Regions from separate parts of the Homo sapiens genome. Here region 1 is linked to region 2. Evidence: chromatin loops called from intact Hi-C (ENCODE). Cell type or tissue: endothelial cell of umbilical vein. All regions are shown on one strand. Each heading gives the region's core, and the rest is flanking DNA. Links, peaks and the distances in the headings are about the cores only. Region 1 overlaps GLRB (glycine receptor beta). Region 2 has its middle 29 kb from the start of PDGFC.

What was found. Hi-C counts contacts between places; a loop is a spot of excess contacts. Peaks named below come from ENCODE experiments on the same cell type or tissue, not always from the same donor. Only the 100,000 strongest peaks of a DNase experiment are listed, where the experiment ranks them.
Region 1: a loop joins it to region 2, with 2.2 times the contacts of the local background. A loop is called at or near these places in 1 of 110 quality-filtered maps.

What each region holds. Positions count from the first base shown.
Region 1 is chr4:157,111,708-157,119,707 of GRCh38, reverse strand. The region is part of intron 2 of GLRB (glycine receptor beta); the gene reads right to left. Among named protein-coding and RNA genes, the nearest start is that of GLRB, 40 kb to the right of the region's middle. In endothelial cell of umbilical vein, for the core only: no CTCF peak of the experiment used is centred there; a DNase peak (open chromatin) is centred at 3,567; H3K27ac peaks cover 1,369 bases.
Region 2 is chr4:156,993,649-157,007,100 of GRCh38, reverse strand. No RefSeq gene overlaps it. Among named protein-coding and RNA genes, the nearest start is that of PDGFC, 29 kb to the right of the region's middle. RefSeq lists enhancers at 7,034-7,813, 7,814-8,594. In endothelial cell of umbilical vein, for the core only: no CTCF peak of the experiment used is centred there; a DNase peak (open chromatin) is centred at 7,750; H3K27ac peaks cover 1,810 bases.

The sequences.
Region 1 (8,000 bases), core at 1-8,000, 120 kb before region 2:
ATTCTAACTGGTGTGAGATGGTATCTCATTGTGGTTTTCAAATAGAAATAGAGACTAGTAAATATTGTTAAAAACCCAAAAGACATTGTTATTAAAAATATATATATTTTAACAATTAACTTTACTAAATGTATGAAACATTGCTCTAAATACTCCATGTTACTTTCTATAAAGTAAAATTAAGCAGACAGGTTACTTGTTCTGAAGCAACCTGCCATTGAAATCTAGGCAAGTACAAAGGGAGTGCACACAATGAGAAAAAAACAACAAAGAACATTTTTTGAACAATGTGTAATATTAGCCTGCCAACACAAAAACAATCTGACCAGAGAGATGGTCTAAGAATTCATAAGGCAATCATGCTGATGTTCATAAAATGATATTCCCCAAGAAATACAGTGAACATTTTCCTCACTCAGTAAAATATGGCAGCTTGGGAGGCAGAAGGGAATTGGTAAAATACTTTTCACTATTATCAGATAAATGAAACAAGTAAAATACTCTATACTATAAGAGATAACTACCTATTGCTTTTCTATATATATTTGTCATGAACTCTTTATTAAGAAGAGGAAAATCTGCATTGTTTTGCTATTTTAATTAACTTTGAATAATGATAAGTGACAAAATTGGTGGTTGCTTAAGAGCCCTTTTTTAGAAAGGCACTTTCTTGGAAGCCAAGGAAAATGTTTTGTTGTTTTTGTTTGAGTTTGGTTTATTTTACCCCTCATAAAGTCTTATGCATAATAATTTTTCCCATTACCTACACACACACACAAAATCCATGACAATCACAAGGAAGAGCAAAACTCTACTTGAAGCACCTAGCACAGCCTTTTCTGTGTTGATATGGTAAAAAGTCTCAGTTTCATAAATTATATTAATTTATATGAAGGAAACTTAGATGCAACAGGCTTGGCTTTGTATTGAAATCAAAAGTCTTTATCTATTAGGCATTTCTGAGTTTATTTTCATACAATCTGCCGATAAGAGGCAACCATTGTAGGTGAGATATAACAGAAAAAAATGTATGACATAATTTAATAATACTATGAATTGATATAGACAACCCTTTCAAATAGAAATTCAGTCAGAGTGCAAAGCATTTTAAAAGATGAAAATCAATCAGTTAGACCTCCCAAAAGTGCATAGATCATACGGATTTTTAAAAATTGCTTCTTGTGGCTTTATTGGCTCCAATATCACAGCTTCATAAACTTGAGGGCTGGTAATTAGATTTTCCAATTAATTGCAGGTAAAACTATAACTTCCTTACAGCCAGTTGTCATCCTTTAACAAAAGATGGAAAACTCTAAAGAGAATGAGCGCACGTGGGAAAATTGGATATTAGGATGCAAATTAGCGTTCAAACCTATCTACAAGTTTTCTCATTCAAAGGAAGTAAAAGAATTGATTGATTACAAAATACACTTGTATTGGATCAATTCAGGACTGCTGTTATTGTGTCTCTTCATATAAAATCTTTTACAAGTACATTCCTTCTAAACAATGAAAAGACAACATGAAGACAATTAACACTAAATTTTGTAGTTTAGAACTTTCCAGCTGATTTTTCTGCTTCTAGCTGTAGGCTGTGTCAGTCAAACTCATTTTTAGCCCTTTATCTCACTACCAAATTTTGTCCTTCTTCCACAGAATCAGTCTCTCTTCCTGGAATATTGTAACTTCCATTCTTTATTGTACTAATCTAAACCAAACCTGTCCTTTTAAACCTCATCTTCTTTGTAAAATCTTGCATCAACCATGCAACCTTACTCTAATAAACATGAACTAATAAATATATTGTTTGGCAATGATTTTGTAGCTTTTCTTTTCTTATCTACGAGTATATTACCAACTAGACAAAATGAAAACAGTATGATTATTGAGGGATTCATGGCTTCTATATATCTGTAGTTCCCTACTGTTTTTATAGTATTAAATACACATTGGTTCAAGTACTTCCAATCTGCCATCTCTTCTAGGTATATTTCAGCCTCATGTTGCCTGTGCTGTAAGGGGTAAGCAGTTCCACTCGTTATTTCCAGAGGAAGAAGAACATTTTGTCCTGTGGCACTCTCTTAGGAGTAATGACTTCCCCCACCCTCAGAATCTTCCCAGCATTGACCATTGCTGAACTACTAGCAAGGAGGAAGAAACATTCATGATTGGCTCAGATCAATAGTCTGGTGCGGAATGAATATTGGAGAATCAACCATTATGTCCATCACATTCTTTCATTTGATAGTCATGTTCACGTGATTAAACAGAAGAGATATTAGCCACACAGAAAGCTGTTATTTTGAGGGAGATAATGGTAGAAAAACATTGGTAGAAGAGTAAGAGGTAAGTAAATGAACCTGTAGAGTACATGGTGTATGAAGAAACTAAGACAGCAGGGTTAAGAGATTTTTCTAAGGTGGTAGAGCCAAGAATGAAACCTGCTCCATGGTAAGCCTGCCATAGTGTAAGTGAAATATTATCTATCTTCTTATTACCATCCATACACATATTGCTTTAGGGCATATGTATTTTACCTTGAGTTCTATTCATTTTACTAAGCATTGTTAAAAATCATTAGTACTGAAAATATAAATTGGCCCTTTCTATCAGTTCACTCTTCTACCATCTCCAAATGTTTTTCAACTCTCCACTGTTAAAAACAAATTTTTGTTCGTTAGCAACAAAAACTCAACATTGTTTGACAAAAATCTTTTGAAAATCAAACAAGCAAACAAACAACAACAAAAAAACAACCCAGGGAATATACCAAATATCATATGGCCCCTTTTCTTCTATTCTTATTTGTGTCAATATATATTTTCATGTCTCAGCTGCAGGTAACTTGGCATAAATGTTTAATCAACAATTCACATTTATTTGTATTAGAAATACAGAGATGTTTTAAAATTTAAATAAAATTCCATGTAGTTTATATTCATATGCATGAACTCAGGGTTTTTCCCACCTAAAAAAAGTTAAAATCATATTTTTTAGCTTATCAATACTAAAATAACATTAAAATTATCTCTACAGACTAAAATATAAGAGATTAAATGGATACAGTCACTTTGTTTTAAAGAGTTAAAACAATTTGCATGTAACATATTTTCCCTTGTCTGTATGTTACTATATATCTCCTTATAATTTAGAAAGTAAGTTAGTATTACTTAACACAAAATAAACATGAAAAAGGAGAGTTAAGTGATTTAAATTAGATCACACACTTAATGCCTGCTTTGTTATTAAAGTCTTCATATTCTGAATCTCAGTCCAATGTTTTATGCATTTGACTATGCTATTTTGTTTTATTTTAAGAAATCTATCAACAATTCCAATATATTAAAAAGCAGGATTTATTTCTTGGAAATATGACATTAATTTAAGAAAATAACTTATTCTACTTGGGCAAAGTGATCAAATGACTAGAGAAAATAGAGTTTTATATCAAAAGCCTTTTACAACCAGTCATCTTTTGTTCACTTGCCTAAACTTGAACCAATGTCATTACTAATATGTAAAGTTATGCAAGGAATGTGTCAGACTGTATAGCTGTATGATGTAATATTTTCCAGCACTAAAGGAAAAATCCAGAAATTTATTTCCAAAGGAGGAAGCTCAGTTTTCTATTAACTGTAGAACATTCTTTTTTTTTACATGACCCTTCAGTGACCACAGTGCACAGTTTCATTTCAAAACAGGTGTGGATGAGTATATTGTATTAATCTTCTTGCTAAAACTAGAAATCTGAGTCTAAAGGAATTGTTTTATTTCTCCATAGAGCAATAAATGCAATGACAATTGTCAGAGGCCGTCTCAGACCTGAATGTAGTAAGTGTGGGGCTGCGCAGCTTTCAGCTGGACATGAACTTAACCAAATACAAAGCCACAGACACAAGGGTAGAATGAGGATGTAATATGTGTTGGTTGTATCATTTCTCATGCTCTAAGGCAGTGATTCTTTGCCTCTTTGTTAGATAACAGATGTCTCTGAAAATCTGATAAAAACTCTACACTTCCCCAAAAAGGGTATACAAAATTTGTGTTTCTGAGGGTTCCTGGACGAGTAGACCACAAGTTAAGAAATTCTTCATGGAAACAGATCAATCATCCTCCCTTCTACAGCAAGCAATTCTGACTCTGTGGGATGTTTTGATTACTGTTAATTCTGCTTTTCAGACACAGCAAGATACAAGAAAACATAAGGTATTATTGTTGGTGGAGGTTTTAGATGGAAGATTCCCTTTCTGAATACTACACTAAAAGGACTCAGAAAGGAATTATATCAAAGAAAACAATATAACTATAAATAGTGGCAACCGTGATGTTATTAGTCATTATTTTAAAGCTGGTAACCTCATATAAAGTGAAATGAGAAGACAATTTTTTTTTAAAGAGCAGGTATCTTACAGTAACAGAAATTAAAGAAGTGTTCAGGAAAAAAAAAAAAAAAAAACACCATAATGGAAATATGTCAATGGAAGGACACCGGAACAAACTGAGAGGGTTCCCAATGGCCAAAGCTGCAATGATTTGAGCAACAAAATAAAGTAGTATTGTATTATAGTACAAAATAAAAATTCCAGAGTCCATACAGATAAAAATAAGAATTGAATAAATGGGGAAATATAGACAAATCACTCATGAAGAATTCCAAATAATTGGTGTAGATCTTCTGCTTTCTAATTGGTGGAAAATAACTCCCCACTCCTTAGTGTGAGCTGTGCATAGTGACTCCCTTCCAAAGAGTTCAGTCTGCAAAGGGGGGTGCGGAAAGAGTAACTTTATGGCAGAGAAACTCCACGGGCACTCTCCTCAGCAGGTGATCAAGTTAACCTCAACCGTGATAAGTCATGTTGATAATATGGACCCTTGATATGATGTGATAAGAATCACATTTTAACCCGCGGGTCTTCCTCTCAAAAACCACATAACCTAGTCTAGTCATGGGAAACACATCCGATAAATCCCATCTGAAGGACATCCACAAAATATTTGACAGATACTTTACTAAACTCTCACAGTCATCAAAAGTAAGTAATGTGTGAGTGACTGTCACGGCCAAGAGAAGCACAAGAAGGCATGACAACTATGTAACATAGTATCCTGGAAGGGATCCTGTGACAGAAAACGACTTAAGGTAAAGACCAAAGAGGTCTGAATAAAGAATGGCCTTGACTTATTAATATTCTATTAATATTAGCTCTTTAATTGTAAAAAATAAATAAAAGCACCATACTAAAGAAAAATAAAAATAGAGAAAATTAGGTGCAGGGTATTTGGGAACTCTCTGTACTACCTTGGAAATTTTTCTATAACTCTATAAAGCTATTCTAAAATAAAATGTTTATTTGAAAAAAAAAAAAGAAAGAGAGAGAGAGACCAGGAAAGACACTGAGTCAGGAGAGCCAATTGCACTCTCTCCTTCCAAAATCCACAGCCTTAACTGGAAGCAAACTATGTATATAATAATCACATGGAAGTGAAACCTTGATCACATGTTAAGGCTGGGGCTTATGAAAAAAACACTGCTACTGGTCTGTAAATATAAAGGTATTAAAAGTTCAGCATTACATTTCCATCTGTATGCAATAATTTTTAGATAATCAGATAAATAGACATACAAAGACAGACAAATACTTCATGTATTCAGCTAATAAGTTAAATTGGTGGTTATTCATGAATACATATAACTGTGTAATTATTGTGGAGTATTTTTTATTTTTGTATTTTCCTACTTATCCTATAATTTACTATCACTTCTCTTGACAGCTTCTGGATTTATTTTCCATTCTGTTTTCACAGATTAAACTGTAAACAGTTTTATGAATGCAGACAGTGAGTGATACCTTTTACATGATTAGTTTAGTTTAAACTTATTTGAAAAGAATGTGTTTATGAGTGTGTGTATGTGTGTGGCAAAGTCTGTCATGTTATTATGGGCCAAGAGTCATAATTAAGAAGAGTGTTCCACAACATTCATGTTATTTATCCCCTCACCTGGGTTTCAGGAACTGTTGTAGCCTGTGGAAACATTTTCAAATCTTCTCTAGCTCCAATTATACAATTACATCATCCATGGCTCAAAGAAAAAATATTTTGCATAAAGTAGAAGCAACTATCTGGAGAGATACTAGATTTTTAATACCAGCAATTTGCAAATCTCATTGAAGGCTATCTGTTGGTCACTTTTAACTTCATATCTCATGTGAGATTACTCATTCTATGACAACCATGTAGAAGTATCTTCTATTTATACCGTATATTGCTCAACTGTAAAACATTATACATTCTCACTAATTCTAATGGGTTTGCTAATGATCTCCAAACCTCTTTGACATAAAGAGTTAAACCTCAATCCAAACACAATGTTTACTGTGCCATTACTTTCCATACTCTACAGAATAGAATTACATCCTGGCCCAGCAAGTACAAATCCATAGTTACGACTTCTAACTCTGCAACCAACTGCGATGATACTTAGCTTTTCTCAATTTTCCATATACAGCAAAAACTTAAAATATTTCCCTCCTGGCCCAACGAAAATATCTATATGAAAAATTACACACACACACATATACACACACACTAAATTTGAGTAAAATGTGGGTATAATTGAAAAACACTTCTCTGAGAGTCAAGAGACTAGTGTTCTAACCCTCAGATGGACTGTAAGCTTCCCACATGATATTGGGCCAAGCACTTACCCTCTGTGAGCTTCAGTATACTCACCTTTAAACCAAAGGTTAAATTAGGTGAGGTCTCAGAGCTCATTCATTTGACAATCTGATTCTACCTATGGTGGATGCTGCAGTGCCCCACCATCAAGGTCACCCCTCCAGGAATGAGCTTGCTCCTGGGAATGTTGGCTGCCTACAGTTCAGAGCTGAGTGTCTTCTGGAATAGCCTTTGGCTGAAGTAAGGTGTCTTGTCCTAGAGGCAGCCCATACCCAGTGACTTTGATAGGGGTATATGAAGGTGGCTGGGTCCCTTTCTACTAATTAAGACAACCCTGAAGGGCCATCCCATCTTCAGAGTTCCCAATGGCATGGACTGATCACTCAGTTGCAACCCCACTGTTCCTGTGTTTAAGCCTGCGTTACTCCCTCTTAAGACATGTTCCCAAAAGTAATCCCTTTTTTCATGCAAATTTTCATCTCAATGTCTCTGTCTCTAAGAGAATTCAACCTACAACATCAACTAAATACTAAGTTTCCTTAAGGAGCTTTACCAGTTATGCAACCACCAATATGCTAAATTTCTCTCTCACTTTAGTCATTCCTTAATTCATTTAACAGTTTCAGAGAATTTCCTATGTGCCATGCACTTGCTATGTACAGGTTATGCACTTGAGAATCAAACATACATGATCTTTATTCTGATATAAAAAAAATGGTATTTAAAGCTGTGAGTTTAGATAAATTTGTTTATGGATTCTCAAGGTTGGAAACAGATTGGATTCAGCTGAGGAATTCTAGAAATTACTGATACCTCATCCCATCACCCATATCTAGATTTAATTAGTTTTGGATGTGGCCCGGGCATCAGGGTTTTTAAAAAGCTCTTCAGATGATTTTAATTATCAGAAGAATCACTTGTTTGAAAAGAGAGTTTATGGTTAAAAAAAAAAAGACATGGAATTGAAATGTGAGGAATTGCAATATTTAATAAGCAGATAGGAAAAGATAAGCCAATAATTCAAAGAATAAATAGCCCAGGAAGAAGGGGTAAATCCAGCAGTGTGTGGCACCAACAGAACTCAAGGAAAAAAAAGAATATTTCATGAAAGAGTTGGCTAACAGGGCCAAAAGTTGCTGAGAGGTTGAGATGAGGACTGAAAGCTTTCCATGGGATTCAGCAAAAGAAAGAACTTTTTTTCAGTTGAGAAAGAGGCTAGATTGGAGTGGATAGTATAGTAAGTAGTAGGTGAAGAAATGAATGAGGGACTGCATATGACTCTATTGAAAAGTCTGTTTCCCTAAGAGTGATGTCAGCAAGAT
Region 2 (13,452 bases), core at 3,326-11,325:
GAAGGTTGAGGTGAGCCGAGATTGCACCATTGCACTCCAGTCTGGGCAACAGGAGCCAAACTCTGTCCCCCCAACAAAATAAATAAATAAAATAAACAAATAAATAAATAATAAGTTAAAAAGATAAACTTCCCAAAATAAAAATTCAAAAATTTTAATTACTCTGTGTTTTTCAAAGGAGAACTTTTTAGGCCTTCAAAATATATACCAGACAGTCTCTGTGGTCAGTGAGAGCCCTTATACAGTTACATCTTGACAAAAGCAAAGACAATTTTGTCCCTTTTGATATACTGGCATTGCAATAGAATAGAAAGATAATAGAGTGAAAATCACTATACCTAGTTGCTAGTTTCATTTCTACTATAAATTGGATTTTTATCTTCCTTTGGTCAAGATCTTAATCAGTCTCTTTATCTGAAAAACTAGAGGGTTGGTCAAAGTTTCTTGCTATCTAAATCATAGGATGATTATCATCAATTCACCAAAATATATTAAAAAACTACCATTACAAAATACATTCTGCTTTGCACTGTGACACAAAACCAATTAAAAATTTCAAGTATTGTAGCGCCTTAGTGAGTGCTCAGCATTGTGAGTCACTATCAGTGTTTGTCAAGCTCCCACTTAGATGTGTCTCTGAAAATTTTCTATTATATTTCTATATATAGAAATTTCTATAAAATTTCTATTATATTCAAGGCAACTCCATTTTTAGAGACAAAAATGGAGCTGTAACTCCAGGTCAATCAGGCTCTGTATTTCTAGTAACATAGAATCAAATAACAGAAGCTTGAATAAGATATAGATATAGATATAGATATAGATATAGATATAGATATAGATATATATTTAAGTAAAACAGATCCAGAGATAAGCAAGTCAGAGTTAGCAATGGAAACTTCATGAAGTCCTTATAGACCTAAGTTCATTTTACTTTCTACTCTGCCTTCTCCAGACCCATGATCCAAAATGGTTGCTGGAGCTTGTCATAGCTATTCTATTTTGTATTTTTTTTGTATTTTTTTAATATTTAAATAACCATTTAAATATGAAATTAAAATAAAATTTAAATAAATAAAAATTTAAAATATGTTTTATTTTTTCTATTTATTTTGTATTTTATTTTTATTTTGTATTTTGTATTGTAAGGGAATATGTGTGTTTGTGTATGTGCATGTGTGCGTGTGTGTGTGTGTGTTTTGTGTACAACGTGTGTGTGTGTTTTTAAAGTCTATTTTCTTTGAATTACGTATTTTTAAGTATATTTTCTCTAAGTGTCACACAACCATTTTTACTACAGTTTATTGGGTAAAATTTAGGCACTCAGCCTTAACTAGCTACAAGAGAGGATGAGGCATGTCCTCAATTTTTCCTGGACTGCAATATGTCCATCTAGCAGTAAGGTTGTTAATACCAACGAAGTAAGGATAGTGCTAGCAGTCTCTGCCACAGCACATTTACTTTACCTTCTAAGAAGTGATTGCAATTTTTACTCTTCATTTCCAAGAATTTGTCTGGGTCCCAGTATTCATCCTCTCTCTTAGGTTTTTCCTATTTTCTGCTCCATTGCCTTAACCTAATTTCTTTTCATTTTCAGGGAGAATGTCTGGTGATTCTTTTGGATATCTGCCTTATTTCTGCTTTGGCTTCTTCCCAAGACTGTCACTCAAATCATAGTCCCAACTTGGCTCAGCCACTTAAGCCAACTGTCACCATTCATGTGACCCACATTCCCATTCCCAAATCCAGCTCAGTTATTTACAACGTGAGCCTCAACCTAACACTCTGGCTCCGTTTTTCTCCAGGAGAGATTATCCACTAACAGCCCAAGCTTTTACAATGAAGACAAGAACTCTAGAGGAAAGCCTTTTCTAAATGATACTAAAAGATAAGTTTTCATTTTCTAGACCAACTGCTCAGTGACTATATTATTTCATTTTTACTTCCTTTATTACCAAAAATGTATTGAATACTTACCATACACTGGGCTTTGATTAGCAGAGCGTTCTTTTTCTCTCATATTGACACATTTTTACAAAACACATTCTCAGGACTTAGCAGTAAAAGTGGGTTAATCGTAGATAACTTTTCTCCTCAACAGAACACTTTGCCACATAAAACAAGAGATCACTGTGTACTTTCACAATGCCCTCCCAGTCTAACATTTCAATATTTCAAGACAGTTATAGCACATTTCCTTATTTATCTCCCTAATTCTTTCAACTCCTAGGCTTCAGTTGTTGGCAGGTATACTTTGGCACTTTCCAGTGGATATTCTTATACACCTTCCAGCAGGAATGGCTTCAAAGATTTAGTCTATTTACTGTTACTGATTATGCAACACATCATTTCTGACAGCCGTAACACTACTTCCTGGAATTATGAGAACACATTGTACTTAACTGGCAATTGATAGAAAAAGTATGAAAACAATTTATCAAGGAAATAGTCTATGATAAATTAAAAATAATTTAAACTATGTCTTATGTTAAATACTATCAAAATATATTTCAATAATCTAGAGGATAGAGGGGCAGAGAACATTTTTTCAAAGAGTAACGTGATGTAATATAGGCTTTTAGTTTCAATGAGATCAAACTCCTGGCTATAAGGTCAAATTCCTGGCAAATCACCAAACATATGAATTTTAATATGAGTCCTGGGGATCAGAAGGTAAAGAGTGACATTATCTGATGGAAAGGGCTAATTTTATGATCCTAAAAATCTGAAAAGTTAATTCTGAATGTCTTAGTACGCTGTCATCCAATTTTTTTAAATTAGATAAAATATGAAAAATGTACTTTTTCTTCTAGAACCTTGAAAACACCTCTCCTTCCCCTTTTTTTCTTTATCATCAAGGTCCTTCAAACAATTATTTATGATTTTTTTCACCCACTTTGTTATCATTTCTTCATTTCACTTAAAATTTTCTGTATAGTATTACCACAAGTATTATTTAGGATAGGATATAATGCAGGAATAAATAAATTCCAAAACTCTATTGGATTCACACACACACACACACACACACACACACACACACACGAAGGAGTGTATTTCTTGCCTACAGGAAGTCAGCTGCAAGGCTCTCCAGGGCAGCTCCCTTCCAAATGAGTCAGAGATCTAGATTTATCCTGTGGCTCCAGAATCTCCATATATAGCCACCATAGTCTAAGTGGTTGAAAAAGAATGAGGAGGATCATGCAACAGATTTTCATTGCCTCCATCCAGAAGTGACACATGGAAGTAATTTCCACTCACAAGCTATTGTCATAACTAATCACATGGCTTTGCCTGTTTGAAAGAGGACTGGTAAGTACAGTGTTTCACAAATCCACAAAGAAGAGAATTGGCTATCAGGAAGCTTTAGTAATGTCTACCATAACCCTTCATGGAAACCACCCAGTTTATTTTTAAATAAAACAATATAGTATTTCCTAAAGCCTTACATTTCTGAATTTTATTACCATTTCTTTCTTGGATTTATTATTACTGTTTCAAAATTTGTATACACTCACAACTCCTTTTTAACCCTTAGCCAAGGTTGCAGACATCTTTTTAATAAAATGAAAGCATAACAAAAATTTATCTTAGGCTCTGTGGTCTGCACCTCAAAGAATTCACCTAGATTTTTTTTCTAGCTCCTTATTCCATACATACTAGCTGTGACTTTGTGTCTCTGTTTCCGGTGAAGACTGGAAACTGTCTACCTCCACACTCAGAAAGGGCACAGAGAACAGAAATCACACTTTATTGTCCACATTAACAGGAGTTTGCTATTACACTGTCTTCATTAGCATAATTTTACTTTCCCTGGAGACTGTTGCACAGGTAAATGATCTGCCTGTTAATTCCAAGAACTTTCTGAAAGACCTATCAACTTTTCAATGGAAAGCATCAATAATTTGAGCCCTAAGATTCTTTAATTTCCTCTCTTCAAAATCCTCATGTTGCTGTTTCCAGCAGTCTTTGACTGTTATATGTGATCATTATGCGATCCTAATCAAGTCCCTGCATTGGAAGATCCAACTTAAACCAAACTTCTCATTTTCAATAAATTATGACCTCACCTTCTCCTGCTTTGAGATACTGCCAAAGCTCTGTGGAGGTGGTATTCCTCCTTACAGAGTAAGCAATAAACTCAGCTTTGCCTTAGCAATGGACTGAGTTGGTAATATCTGGGGAGCCAAGACACTTGATTTCTTACCTGGTTTCTGCCTTTTTGCTTCACTAATTCAGACCAAACCTTTGTGTAGAATGTCTTCTTTTTTCATAATTTAAATTTTACTACTGACTCCATCTTTTATTATTATTATTATTATTGTTATTATTATCTTTGGCTCTGCATTTAATAGCCAAGAGTTGGTCTACTCCAGACTTTCCCATTCACAAATCTGGCTCCTCGAAACTTAATCTGAATTTACCTTCACAAATAACTGCTTTTCTAAGAGAACAGAGCAGAACATTTATTCGAAGTCATGAAACCATGTTTTTCCAGGTTACCCATAGTGGATTGAATTAGTGTCTACCAAAAATTGATGTATACCAAGAACCACAGAAGGTGATATTATTTGGAGACAGTTTTTGCAGATAGTGAAGAATCAAGAGGAACTCAAACTGGATTAGGGTGAGTCTTAAAAATCCGATGACTGGTGTCCTTATAAGAAGTGGATGCGCAGAGATACAGAAGAGAAACACAAAGAAGAAGGCCATGTGAAGATAGAGACAGAGATTGATGATGCTGCTACAAACCAAGGGAGCCAAAGATTGCAGGAGTCACCAACAGCTAGGAAGAGGCTAGTAAAGGTTCTTCCCTAGAGCTTTCAGAGGAAGCATGTCCCTGCTGACACCAGGACTTGGGATTTCTAGACTTCAGACCAGTTAGAGAATAAATTTATGTTGTTTTAGGCTACCAGTTATGGTAATTGGTTATAGCAGCCCTAGGAAGCTAATAGAGATTTTTACCTACATTGGAAAAGTTGGAATCATCTTTCATTATTTTCTCTCCCTTCTCTACTCCTATCCCTTCTTGCTCCATAGCCAAAAGAAAAAAAAATTGCTGTCAAGTCACATAAATTTTACTTTCTAGTGGTCTTCTTATCTAAGTCTCTGTGCTTTCCAATCTAACCTTCATAGCTATGTTAGATTAAATCACAGAATTGTTCTTATTATGTAAATAACATTTTTTAAAAATTCTAATAGTTATGTTTTAAGAATTAAATACAAATTAATTAACTTGACAATTAAGACCCTTGAATGACTGAGCAATATTTCCAGTTATTCTAATCTAGAATCCATACTTTTTGTTTCCTTCTCCTTGAGTACTCTGTATCTTGTTATAATTTGTGAAAATCCAATTTTCTCATTGAGTCGTTTCTGATTATTCTAACCTAACATATTAACTCATTTTTAAAAATCCAATAGCTTTTTTGCCTTTAAATGAGGTATGCTTTGTCTTTAATATATTTGTATGTATCTTCCCCTTGTTCTGTTCAACTAAAATATAATTTATCTACAAAAATCTGTATTTTTTACTTATTTTGTATGTTATGCATATAGCAGACTTATGAATTAAGTTGGTATTTTTTCAGTGAACTTGAATTTGTTAACTAATTTGAAACTGGTAAATCCAGAGACCATGAAATATTGAAAACTTGAAAGAGAAGATACAATTAGCAAACTATTGATCATTTAAGATATGCCACAGAAGGGCAAACTTTCAACACCTCCTCTTTTTTACATAAGACTAACCTCAGTGTTTATTGGCATATTATATTAAACCTTATAATACAAAGAAACTTTTTAAAGCTGTATGGCAATTTTACAACTATCAAGTATTGGGTTATATATTTATCATTATCCTGTGAATTTTAAAGACTAGTATCTAGAGCAAGGAAATGTAGGAAAGATACCTGTGCTTCAGTGGAGAACTTTGCATTATCTAGACTCCAGCCACTCTTCTGGTTATCTGACTCCTCCCACCACAATGAAAAACAAAAACAAGACAGCAGTTTTGTCTATAACTGTGCCTTCTTTTCAATATTTCTGTTCTATAAATCTATCTCTTCTTTAGATTTTTTTTGAAACAGTAAAAATGCCTGCCTGATGTCCTTATTGATTATATGAAATCTTTAACATGTATTCATTTTTATATCTACAGGAGTCATGATTTTACTCTTGTTTTGAAGTTAACTTTTAACAGAAGTGGTTTTCTGTTTCATTCTTTCTGGCATTATTAGAAATCCTGTCTACCATGATAGCATTGGGAGATATACCTAATGCTAGATGACGAGTTGGTGGGTGCAGCGCACCAGCATGGCACATGTATACATATGTAACTAACCTGCACAATGTGCACATGTACCCTAAAACTTTAATAAAAAAAAAGAAAAAAAAAGAAAATAACATTCTTAGATATTAAAAAAAAAAAAAAAGAAATCCTGTCTACCATACATACCATAAGTAGAATGTTGGAAAAACTGGAAAATAATAACAGAAGGGTCACCAAAATAGTAAGAAAACTTCAAAACCTGTCATACATTGAAAAATTGAAAAAATTTGAGGGAAATTTAGTTTAAAGAAGAATAGTCTAAATGGGAAATGACCATTGTTCTCAAAAAACCTATAGGGCTACCATATGGATAAGTGAGTTTTCCGATTCAATCTTTTATCTGACTTTCAAGAAACTCCGATACTAGACTCTGACACTTCCATGGAAGAGGCAATCACCAGTGACTTCACTCACCCCTAAACCCTAAGGAACACAAACTCCCAAGTACTTGGTCCTTGTGTTCAGAGAGAAGGTCTGAGTTTTCGCAGCTTAGCAAACTCAGGAAAAGTGAGCTTTATGACTGCAATTTTTGCTCTGATTTCCAAGTAACTCCAGTCCTAGACACTGACTCTTCCAGAAAGTCAAACCAAGCTCAGGTCAAGTTTTATGAGTTTTTAGATGATAAATTTGAAAAATTGTGTGAAATTCACATATAGGTAAATTTTGACTCGATGTAAATTCAAACTTTTCAACACTTAGAACTATACAGAAATGGTTTGGTCAGCTTTGTGATATAAGGATTTATTTGTCTCTAAGGGGTATTCAAGCCAAGTTGGAAAAAATCTTATTAAAGCTCTTTTACTATTGATTAAATTATTGCCTGTAGAATTGGACCAGATGCCCTATGGAGAATTTTAACCCAGAGTTACTAATTTCATGATTAAAGTACACCTTGGTTTTTGTATGTGCATTTAAGCTCTGGGATCACCAACACCATCCTAAATATGCTCTCCTAAAGTTACTGTAACTCACCTATTGTGAAGTACATGTTAAGGTGAGACTTCTCCCATAGTCTAGGAGTTTTGTCCCAGAATACAAAGCCGATGACAAGGCATGTTAAGAATCTTTGAAGTAGTTGATTTAAGATAGTCACTTGTAGAAAACGGGATGCTTTTCAGCTTTCCAGAAACATAAAAACGTATCCTCTCATCCAACTGGTTATTTGGTAAGCTGCAGAAATTTAGGTATTTTTAAACACAGGACAAAGTACTTAGTAGTTTCTGACCCTCTGGGTTCATATGAGAGTGATTGGTCGAGACCTTCATAATTGATTATTTCCTAGAAGAGTCTAGGATTGGAGTTGCTCAAAATTCAGAGCAAAGATTGCAGCTGCCAAGGGAGAGGCCAGACCTTAAAGAATTCTGTGGGCAAAAGAAGTGTAATGTTTCCTAAAGCCAGAAGCAATAGCTTGGAAAGTAGCCAGGTGTGAGTCATCAGAAAAGAACGCTACACTAACTCCTGCTCCTCTGTGAATACCACTGGGGCAAGAGTTGAGTGACAATTGTAAGGAAAATGTTAGCCAAAAAAATGCATTGCTTGGTTAGGAAACAGTATTGTGTTAGAGAAGGGGGAGGGTGAAGATGGAAATGTGGAATTCTCAAATCCAACATGAGAGAAACTTTATTTGGGCATTTGCCATGACAGAAGGCCCATATTCCATATTGCAAGAGCACCAGTCCCTTAAGAACTTGTCCTTTCACTCTCATTCCTCCACCCTTTCCTCATCCTAGGGCAGCCAGCTGCAGCATGATGAGAAAAGAAGGGGTTGTGGAGGGACAAGTTGGGGAACCTTGTCCCTCCAGTGAGGCAACCTACTTACTCCTAGGCTCAACTGCAGAATTCATGGCTGCATCTGAGCTGGGATGCATTGAGAGACTGGAATTATGACATTCAATTGGAGCAATGTTTTAATAACTAAAAATGAGATTGTGCCAATATCTGAAAGGCACTGGAAGGCTGTGGTCTTTGTCTAATATATTGGTCAGGCACAGGGGATAAGAGCCTAAAACACGGGTTTATAGAGCTGAGGTGAGGGAAAAAAAAGTTGTGTTAAGCTGGCACTCCACCAAGTACAGCTAATTTGATAAACCTGCTTCATTTGTCACAGCAAACTTTCCTGTCCAAACATAAGCTAACCTTTGCTGGTGACTCAGTAAGGTATGGATCTGGTGATAAAATGCCCAATTTTAGAATTTTTATTTCATATCATTCAGTGAACAAGTTCACAGATTTATACTGTTGGGGAAATTCTTCTTTGCATAACTTGGTAAGATATTGAAGCTTTTTTTGTTTTCCGCCTTTGGCTTTGAAATAGAAAATGCAATAGTACATTTTGGACATTAGTTATTTAAGAACATTAGTTTAATTCATATGTTGTTGTGTGTCTGGAGGATTTTTTTTTTCTCCTCAACTTCACATAGGACATCCCACTCTCTATCCACTCTCAGTGTGGACATACAAAGGGGTGGAAGGGAATATTCATATCATAAAAGGGTTATTTTTTAAAAAGTTAATTGGAGGTTGATAGAGTTTGAATATTCATCCCTACCAAAACTTATGTTAAATTGTAATCCTCATTGTTGGAGGTGGGGCCTGGTGGAAGTGTTTGTATCATGGGGATCATGGAGATCCCTCATAGCTTGGTGCTAGTCTCACAATACTAAGTGAGTTCTCACAAGATCTGGTTGTTTAAGTGTGTAGCACCCCCCACCTCACTCTTTCTCGTGCTCCTGCTTTCATCAAGCGACGTGCCTGCTCCCATTTTGCCTTCCACCATGAGTAAAAGCTCAGTAAGTCCCCCGCAAAAACCAAGTAGATGCCAGCACCATGACTGTACAGACCGTAGAAGCATGAGCCAATTAAGCCTCTTGCATTTATAAACTACCCAGCTTCAGGTACTTATAGCAATGGAAAAATGGCCTAATACAGAAAACTGGTTCCAGAAGAGTTGCTATAAAGATAACTGAAAATGGGGAAGCAGCTTTGGAACTGGATAAAAGACAGAGTTTGGAAGAGTTTAAAAGGCTCAGAAAAAGAGAGAAAAATGAGGGAAAGTTTGGAACTTCTTAGAGGCTTGTTAAATGGTTGTGACCAAAATGCTGATAGTGATAAGGACAGTGAAGTCCAGGCTGATAAGGTCTCAAATGGAAATGAGGAACTTATTGGTAACTACAGCAAAAGTAATGCATATTATGCCTTAGCAAAGAGTTTAGCTGCATTCAGTTCATACCCTAAGTATCTGTGGAAGTTTGAACTTCAGAGTGATGATTTAGTGTACCAAGCAGAAGAAATTTCTAAGCAGCAAGGTGTTCAAGATATGGCCTGGCTGCTTCTAACAACCTAACTCAGATGTGGGAGCAAAGAAATGACTAAAAGTTGGAATTTATATTCAAAATGATAGCAGAGTGTAAACATTTGGAAAATTTGAAGCCTGGCCATATGGCAGAGAAAGAAAAAGCTTTTTTGGGGAGAGAAATCCAAGCAGGCTGTGGAGCAACCACTTGCTAGAAAGATTTGCATAACTAATAAGGAACCAGGTGCTGATAGCCAAGACAATGGGAAAAAGGTCTCAAAGGCATTTCAGAGATCTCTGAGGCAGCCCCTCTCATCACAGGCCCTGAGGCCTAGGGGGACTGAATGGTTTTGTGGGCCAGGCCTACAGCCCTGCTGCCTTGCACAGCCTCAGGACACTGCTCTTGGCATCCAGGCTGCTCCAGATCCAGCTTTAGCTCAAAGGCACCCAGGTACAGCTCAGCCACTGTTTGCTGGAGGCCACAAGCTATAAGCCTTGGTTGTTTCCATGTGGTGTTAAGCCTGTGAGAGCACAGAGTACCAAAGTGAAGGAGGCTTGGCAGCCTCTGCCTAGATTTCAGAGGATGTATGAGAAACCCTGGGTGCCCAGGCAGAAGCCTGCTGTGAGGAGAAGAAGCACTCACAGAAAACCTTTACTAGAGAAGTGTGGAGGGGAAATGTGGGATTGGAGCCCCCACACAGGGTCCCCACTGGGGCAATGCCTAGTAGAGCTGTGGGAAAAAGGCCACCACCCTCCAGATCCCTGAATGTTAGAGCCACAAGCGGCTTGTAACTTCAGTGAGGAACAGCCAGAAGGGTGGAGCTGCCCAAGGCCTTGGGAGTGCACCCCTTGCTTCAGTGTGCCCTCAGTGTGGGACATGGAATCAGAGGAGATTGTTTTGGAGCCTTAAGATTTAATGACTGCCCTATTGTGTTTTGAACTTGTGTGGGTCCTGTACCCCCTTTCTTTTAGCCAATTTTTCCCTCTTAGAATGAGAATGTTTACCAGATGCCTGTACACCCACTGTATCTTGGGATTTGATTTTATAGATGCACAGGTGGAAGGAACTCCTTTGCAAATGAGACTTTGGACTTTGGACCTCAGGCTTTTGATTGAGTTGATGCTGAACTAAGATTTTGGGGGATTGTTGAGAAGGCATGATTATATTGTGCAATGTAAGGAGGACACAAGATTTAGTGGGCCAAGGGCAGAAAGATAGTTTGAATATATATCCCTGCCAAATCTCTAGTTGAATTGTAATCTCCAATGTTGGAGGAGAGGCCTGGTGGGAGGTGTTTGGGTCATGGGGGTGGATCCCTCTTGGCTTGGTGCTGTCCTCGCAATAGTGAGTGAGTTCTCACAAGATCTGGTTGTTTAAGTTTGTGGTAACTTCCCTGTCCCCGCAGCCAGCCTCCACCAACCCTCTTGCTCCTGCTTTCAGCATGTAATGAGCCTGTTCCTGCTTCACCATCCACCATGAGTTAAAGCTCCATGAGGCCACCCCAGAAGCCAAACAGATGATAGTGTCATGGTCCTAACTTGGCCTTCTCTGCCACTCTGGGAGAATGGGGCAGTGGGATCAAGAAAGGGATGGCCAAAGGCCAGGAAAGCCGCTATGAGGGATTCAGAGGACTGTGGGGATGGGTGGGAAAAAAGATTGAAAAAGGGAGGGTCAGAGAAGGAATTGCTACAAGTTTCACCCCTAGAAGGAAGTCCCCATGTCTGGAAACTGAGGTAGCGACAATATGGAAAGAAATTGGAGCCACCCAAAAATCTTTAGCTCCCTTTGTACTCTGTGTGGGACAAAGTATCCCTCTGCTTTCCTTCTTGGCCTGACTCTAATTCTGTCCTCACCCTGCAACTGGAGTATCTTCCTAAAACATTGTTTGAATCAAGTCATTCTTCCTATTTTTCCTTGCCCCTAGGTCAAAGTCCCAACTCTAGACCAGGCTTGCAAACCCTATTTACCTCTCTAGCCTTAGTGTTGACCTCTCCCGTTCCTTAGTCCTTAAGAGCCAGATAAAATTGCATATCTTTGTTTCAATCCCCTTAGTAAGCCATGCTCCTTTTTGCCTTCAGGTCTGAACATATGATATTTTTTTCTTATTAGAATGTTCTCAGTATATGTATATTCTATAAATTCCAGCTATCTCTGCTTAGAAATACTTCTGTCTAGAAAAGCCATCCCTGCTGCCCAATCTGGGTTAAGCTTCCTATCTAATATTATTCAGATGCCTATACTTTTTCTTTCATAGTACTTGGCAACTTGTGCTAGAATAGCTTACACACACACCTGCCTCTTCCACCTGAAGCCGGCTCTGCACTTTCGGGGAGCTCTTCTTCACTAGTTGATCCTTAGTACCTAGCATTTACCTGGCACCCATTATATACTCAACAAACTGTAGTGAATGGTTGAATATTAGGTTTAGTAGAGAACACTAGATCGTTGAAACAAAAATAAAATTTGAGGTTCTTACCTCTGATAACAGAAACAAACCCTGTGTTGATTTTCTAATACCTCTTCTACAATTCTAGAGTTGATCTCAATCTCCATTTGATCAAATTAGTACAAGGACCTTTATCTGTGTTTCTGCGGTTTTCATATTTATTTTTTACAGAACTTCTACATTTTATTATAAATATTTAGTTATGAATCTGATCCCTCATTAGACATTCAACTGTTAAGAAACTAAACATATATTTCTTTATTTTTGTATTGGGTTACCCACATAGTAGGTATTCAATTAAGTGCTTGCCCATGTTTAAAGAGTACACTTACAAAAAAAATCCTTTCAGAAAAATAATTCCTCTAGAGGCTAACCTACATCATTACCTGTTTTTTTTTAATAAAACTCTTAAGTTATAAACCACAGTTCAGCAAAATATTTAAAGTGAGAACTAAATTTTGGTTTGTTAACCTTATTATGTGATATTAACAATAAAACACTGTCTTTTTATGCCTTTATATTGATGAGAAGGGAAAGATGTAAAAAATGAATTATTAATACCTTTAAAATATTAATTCACTTTATTCTAATACTTTTGATCTCTTAATGTATGACTTATAAGAAATAATAATTCCTTAATTAACACCTAAAAGGAAAGCATTTTCAGGCTTTTGTAGGTATATTAGCATATGTTTTTATCAAAAATTAAATAATATTGTTGTTTTTCTTACAATGCCCTGCAACTGGTAACAGGGAACATAATGGCTCACTGATACACATTTCTTATTTGAAATTTATTAGATTCTGGATGTACTCACTTGACTGAATGCCATGAGCGTTCAAGAAAACATTTATTAATCCTCTTCCATTCATCTGAGTAGGGCCTAACTTGTTGAAAAATACTTGTTATTTAATCAAAAACGTTCTTAGCAGTTTTTATATTGGCTTCATGGGACAAAGGGAGTAATAAAACATGAGTGACTTCAATTTGCATAATTGTTACATGTTGTACTTTCAAGAATTGCTTTTCTAATAGTTTCAAGATATAACAATAATTTATTGTTTTTTTTGCTTGTTTTGTTTTTGTTTGTTTTATATTTTTTGAGACGTCTTGCTCTGCCACCCAGGCTGGAGTGCAGTGGCATAACTCGGCTCACTGCAATCTCTGCCTCTCAGGTTCAAGCAATCCTCTTGCCTTGGCCTCCCGACCAGCTGGGATTATAGGCATGCAAGCCACCATGCCCGGCTAATTTTTATATTTTAGTAGAGATGGAGTTTTAACATGTTGGCCAGGCTGGTCTTGAACTCCTGACCTCCCAAAGTGATCCTCCCACCTCAGCCTCCCAAAGTGCTGGGATTACAGGTGTGAGCCATTGTACCCG